Regions from separate parts of the Mus musculus genome. Here region 1 is linked to region 2. The links are chromatin loops, found by intact Hi-C in ENCODE. Cell type or tissue: left cerebral cortex. All regions are shown on one strand. Each heading gives the region's core, and the rest is flanking DNA. Links, peaks and the distances in the headings are about the cores only.

Region 1 (2,922 bases), core at 309-2,808, 120 kb before region 2:
CTGTCCAGATCTCTCTCTCTCTCTCTCTCTCTCTCTCTCTTTCTTTCTTTCTCTCTCTTCCCCTCCTCTCCCGCCTCCCCCCCCCTCTCTCTCTCACACACACACAAACAAACAGAATTGAGAGCATCAGGTAAGTCCTATTAAAAGCTGCTAAGTATGGCTAAAATCACTCTAAATGTTAATGGCTGGCTTTATTGACGGTACTCCTTCAGATGTCTATTTTTCTTACATATAACCTAAACTATTGAGGGACAAAACCCCTTTCTTGTGTCCTGGATGCCTTGAGTGAGCACTGTTGGTCCATGATGAAACCTACCGCTGCTCTATTTGAACATAAGCCATTCCTTTGGCCATTGTTTCAAACTGCATATACTACCTGTTTGCTGCTCGGAAGTCCCATCTGTATTGGATAAACCGTGGTATTTCAGTGTTTGTATTTGATTAATCCTTATTTTACTTACAATGACCTCAAAAGTAAGAGAGGCAATGTTTGATTGATGACAATATTCTATTTTATTGTTATAACTGAGGGCTCAATCTCGATTGTTGTAATTGTTCTTTTATTGTCAGTTTTTGTTGTTAATCTCTTTCTGTGATTGATTTATGTTATATCTTATCATAAAATGTGCTTGTATATGTGTGTAGGGAAACTGTATATATAAAGTTTGACAAGTATTTATAATTCAGGTATTTCCTGAATTGTCTTGAAAAACATCATCTCAATTAGGAGCAGACCATTTGTCTCAATCAAGCATGCTTTTTCTACAACTTGTAGCATTGGTTAGTCTTTTCTGTGTAGATGAATTTAAATATGAAAAGTCCAGTCGAATTGTTTGGTTGCATGAAATCTCTCACCTAGTGTGTATCATGTCCCTTCTACAATCAATTTTAGGCACGACTCCTGCAAACTGGAGTTCCACCTGCCCTCTGTGCTATTAGTCACCCGAATGAACTCCCAGCATCATAAAGCATCAAACTGGAAATGAACATTATTCTTTGTTTTCTCTTTTTTCCATCCACTTAAGGTGAAGTCTACACTCAGGAGCTGGGACTAGATTTGCCTGCCATTTCTGGTCTGGGAAATTGTGATGTTTACTGAAGATGATAAATACCTAGGCCAGCAGCCTAGGTGGAGATGGATGAAAATGACTCTGTTCTTTGTACAGTTCTTGTATCTGAAATGAGCATTTGGTACCGTGGATGTATTTTTAGCAGTTACCCAGTTTCACATAAATAGCCTGCATCTTTGTCAAAGGCCTCATTTCCTGATTTCTCTGGAGTCATCTGCTACTGGTTCCACACTTGCCTTCACACATTATTCAGAGGTGTAAATATCAGCTGCTGGATTGGAACAGCTTCTCGCTTCCTCCAAAGCAGTGTTGGGTGGGGCCTTAGCCCATTCTTTCATGCCTCTCTGCAGTATATTTGAAGGAGTGCACCATAGTCCACTCCAGAAGTCCTCTTGTCCTCTTCCTGTAAGAAAGGAGGGAAGTATCAGACACCTTTACAGGACTAATGGTTGCACATAGAACAAATGAAAAAAGAAACACAAGTATGCATAAAAAGCCCATAATTGATCTCTTCTCTAGGGCAGGTAGGCTCTGTAGGAAAGTCTTAGGGAAATGGGACAAAGAGCCAGAATGTATGTAGATGCATTCATTACAGTTAGTTTTGGCTAAAAATAAGTAAAGGCACAGAAAATTGAACAAAAATTAATTTAAAGTTTAGGAAAGAATATTAAAGCATTCACCTAAGCTCTCTAAGTGAGATTATATATGGTAAATTACCTGAGATGTTTAAATGTGTTGAAAGTAGACTCTAGAATTAAGCCTGCACAGGTCTTGTTCATGCTGTCACAACCACATTGGTAGCACACACTCATGAATCTATGGGTAGCACACATTGAACCTGATGGGTTGGAAAAAAAGAACACAAATTTGGGTAAGCAAGGGAGAGTGGGTGTGTCTGGTAGAATTTTAGTGAGTGTGATCAAAATATTATGTATTAAACTTCCAAAGAATAAATAAAAATAATTCAAGACTGAATCTAGGAGCAAGGAACAACATCCTGCCCCAGACGCTAGCTTGCTTATTTTAAATGTTCTTCAAAACACCTTTACATGGAGGGATAAGCACAGCAAACAACCCAAGATTTAAAATACGGTGTCCTTGAGATTAGCTAGAAGCTACACCATTTCCAACTGTGATGGTTTGTGTATGCTCGGCCCAGGGAGTGGCACTTTTAGAAGGTGTGGCCCTGTTGTAGTAGGTGGCCTTGTTGTAGTAGGTGTGTCACTGTGTGTGTGGACTTTAAGACCCTCATCCTAGGTTCCTGGGAGTCCGTATTCTACTAGCAGCCTTGATGAAGATGTAGAACTCTCAGATCCTTCTGCACCATGCCTGCCTGCTCCCACCTTGATGATAATGGACTGAACCTCTGAATCTGTAAGCCAGTCCCAATTAAATGTTGTCCTTTATAAGAGTTGCCTTGGCCATGGTGTCTGTTCTCAGCAGTAAACCCTAACTAAGACACTAACAGATGTTACTATTGTTTATCCCATTATATAAAGATGCCCACAGTAGAAATAGGAAGCTGGAAGTCCATCCACAGGGAGCTAAACATGGAGGAAAAGCTCAATTAGCAACTCCGATGACTCTTCCAACTGCCCCAGTTGATTTCAACAGGATGTTTGCATGCCCCCAATCTGATGTTACTTTTTGTTGGTGTTGTTGTTTTGTTTTGTTTTGTTTTGTTTTGTTTTGTTTTGTTTTGTTTTGTTTTGTTTTGTTTGAGACAGGGTTTCCCTGAGCATCCCTGGCTGTTTTAAAACTCACTCTACAGACTAGATGTGCCTCAAACTCAGAAATTCAGCTGCCTCTGTGCTAAGATTAAAGGTGTGCACACCACCACCCAGTGATGATG
Region 2 (2,922 bases), core at 186-2,685:
TTGTGAATTGGGCAGTGTGCTGATATGGACATTGGCATGTGGCAGCTCTAGGCAGACACTACTGTCAGCTATGAGAAGATAGGGCTCATCATGGCTTATATTATTGTGTAATTGTTGTAGCTGTTAGAATAATTGTGGGGAGAGCCTGCGGTCCTCCCAGATGCCAGCATCCATAGAAAGAAGCTGTCTCTAGGAACAGCACCTACTAAGCTGGCCATTTCATTCCAGTTCCCAACTCCTGAGACATAAGCCATCATCACAGTAAACCTACAAGCTGCAGGGATGCCTGCAGGGTGGCCTCAGAGTCCATCTTCCTGAGACAACCTGCCCTTCCTTTACCTTGACAAAGGCTTGGATGATATAGGGGAGACCCTTTACGATAATCTAAGCCCTGATTTTGTAGGAAGTGTTGAAGATAGAGACTCCATCCAAGGGGTTACTTTGGGCACAATGCAAATAATTTTACAGTTAGGGAAATGGGGGCTCAGACCAAACCACTTCCTGCTTAGTAGCAGAAGTGGTCACCTCTTAACCATGGTACAGTGTTCTTTAATGTTTGGCTTTTGAAACATCTTTCTATATAGTCCTGATGATTTGGTATTCACTATGTGACTCAGGCTGACCTTAAACTAATGGCAATCCTTCTGCCCCCATCTCCTGAATGCTAAGACTAGAGGCATGAACTACAACAGCAGGTGAACTGTGTGGTGTCCCTAAGGATGCAGCCTCTGATAGCATCAAGATTTTGACAAGCTCTCTGAGGGAGAAGAGAAGTAGTTTGGAAACAGTAAGAGCAAGTCAGAGAGTTGCCTGGTGGTAAATGTGAGCCTGTGAGTGTGCTGAAATGACTCTACAATCGCACAGCATCGTGCCAGGCCCCTTTGAGGCGCTGCGAAAGAATCAGGCAAGCGATATGACCATCCTGACAATATACCAGAGCCAGAGCAGAGCAGCTGTAGAAACTCTTGTCCTCCAGGAGGCATTCTGATGACGCTCCAAGCCTGGTCTTCCAACCTGGGCACCCTAGGGCCGGGGAATAACCTCCATGACATTCAGCAGTTGCTCTAGACCCAAGACACCCAAGGGGATACTCTAGTGCTACTGATACAACCTGGTCTTCACAGGGGGTTATGGTTCTATGGATCACCTGCTACCTCTTGACTATTGTTCTGCTGAGTGTGCATGTCCCAGACTGTCCCTGCTGAGGTTAGCAGGAAGCAAGGCTGAGACAGTCTCATTAGCTCCTGTCCATTGTGGGATTTTCTACTTCTGGTTCATGGGGGTCTGTGTGAATTGTTGCCTTTGTTCAAGCTGGCTATGCAAGACAGGTCACACCAACTGGCCAGAGTTTTAGCTCTGCTGCCACCTGGTGGTAGGAATTGCCTTTCACAGGAATTAGAACTTTCTGCAGCCTTACAACTGCTTAAAATGATCATATAGATCTCCTTCCGTGTCTTTTTAAAAAAATCAACTTGCTTTATTGATACACACAAGAAAGAAAAATCTGAATGTGCATTGTCTTGAACATACAGCATCCAACCCCACCCGAGGTGCCAAACAAAAGAATAATTTGAAATAACATCATGAAAAATAAGTTCTTTAATAAAGGCATCAGTTAGGTTCATCTAAGGCTCTGCTCTTTCAAGTATCGGAGGAATTTCCACGATGCTGAAGTGAGGTATAGGAGCCTACCTGTGTTGGCCTGGGTTATATCTGATTATATACAAACACCATGACAGGGAAAGATTTCTCATCTGCCAAAAAATTGTATTACTTTCACAGATGTATTAAAATTTGTTTAGATTAAATGAAATGTTAAGATTGTTCATAAAATTATCTCAGGGAGAGGGATTTCTTCAGTTTTGATGTATCTTTTCTTACCTTCTGATAAAAGAAACATCCTTCTCAATTTAATTATTTAGTGTCAGCATAACCGTTTGCTGTTGCATATGGTGTGCACTAATGCACACAGCTTTATGCCAAAGCTCCTCCACTGGTGAGAAGCCATGCTAATGACTGGATGGGGACCATGGTGGCGGATTGCCATCTTCCACGTGGTACAAAAGTTTTACAGATTTGGAAACAAATGAACAGAAACTAAACCAAAAAGGATGGCTAAAACAATCCTGGATAATGAAAGAACTACTGAAGGCATCACTACCCCCAATCTCAAATGATGCTACAGAGCTATAGTAATAAAAACAGAATAATATTGGCATACAAACAGACAGGTGAATAAATTGAGTCAAACTGAAGCCTTAGACGTAAGTTCATACATCTCCATATGTGATATGTGTGTGTGTGTGTGTGTGTGTGTGTGTGTGTGTGTGTGTGTGTGTTTATGAATGACCTGGAAACACACGTGGATAAAAGGTAGCATCTTTAACAAACTGTGCTGATCAAAGTGGACTGCTGCTTGTGGATGTCTCCAAATAGGTCCACATTTATCACTCTGCATAAAAACCTCCAAATGGATCAAAGACACAACATAAGGCCGAATACACTGCATCTAACTCCACTCTTTGTCTACTTTGAAGATAGCAAGGTGCCTTGGTCCTGAAGAATCCTGTATAAGTAAATCAGGAAATATTGGGAAATTCTTTAACCATGATTGGACAAATGAGAAGAGAATCCATAGCCTGGAATTCAACTAGAGAAAAAAAGAAAGTTGGATGCATTGTGGGTATAATGCAGGCAAATTAAAGTAATGGTCAAGAAAGGAGAATACTCCTGAATAGCATTGTAGCCCATTGGTAGAGCACTCGCCTAGCATGCACAGGGTCTTAGATTCAATCTCCAGAAGTACAGAGGAAAAGGGGAGGCACCACAAGGTTTAACTGAGGCTACCCAGTTGATTCCATGGTTGTGGAGGAGAAGGTCTCTGGGGAAGGAAAATCCTGAAGCCCAATAAGAATTTATTTT

The links. A loop is a pair of places that touch in the nucleus more often than their neighbours do. Peaks named below come from ENCODE experiments on the same cell type or tissue, not always from the same donor. Only the 100,000 strongest peaks of a DNase experiment are listed, where the experiment ranks them.
Region 1: a loop joins it to region 2, with 2.4 times the contacts of the local background. A loop is called at or near these places in 2 of 42 quality-filtered maps.

What each region holds. Positions count from the first base shown.
Region 1 is chr9:89,551,568-89,554,489 of GRCm38, forward strand. It overlaps Gm47403 (a long non-coding RNA gene), which reads right to left. Exons shown (of 3, transcript XR_003948202.1): 2 at 1,788-1,908; 3 at 1-1,473. Among named protein-coding and RNA genes, the nearest start is that of Gm47403, 7.2 kb to the right of the region's middle. In left cerebral cortex, for the core only: no CTCF peak of the experiment used is centred there; a DNase peak (open chromatin) is centred at 1,295.
Region 2 is chr9:89,673,080-89,676,001 of GRCm38, forward strand. No RefSeq gene overlaps it. Among named protein-coding and RNA genes, the nearest start is that of Tmed3, 31 kb to the right of the region's middle. In left cerebral cortex, for the core only: a CTCF peak has its summit at 1,367 (motif pointing left); a DNase peak (open chromatin) is centred at 1,360.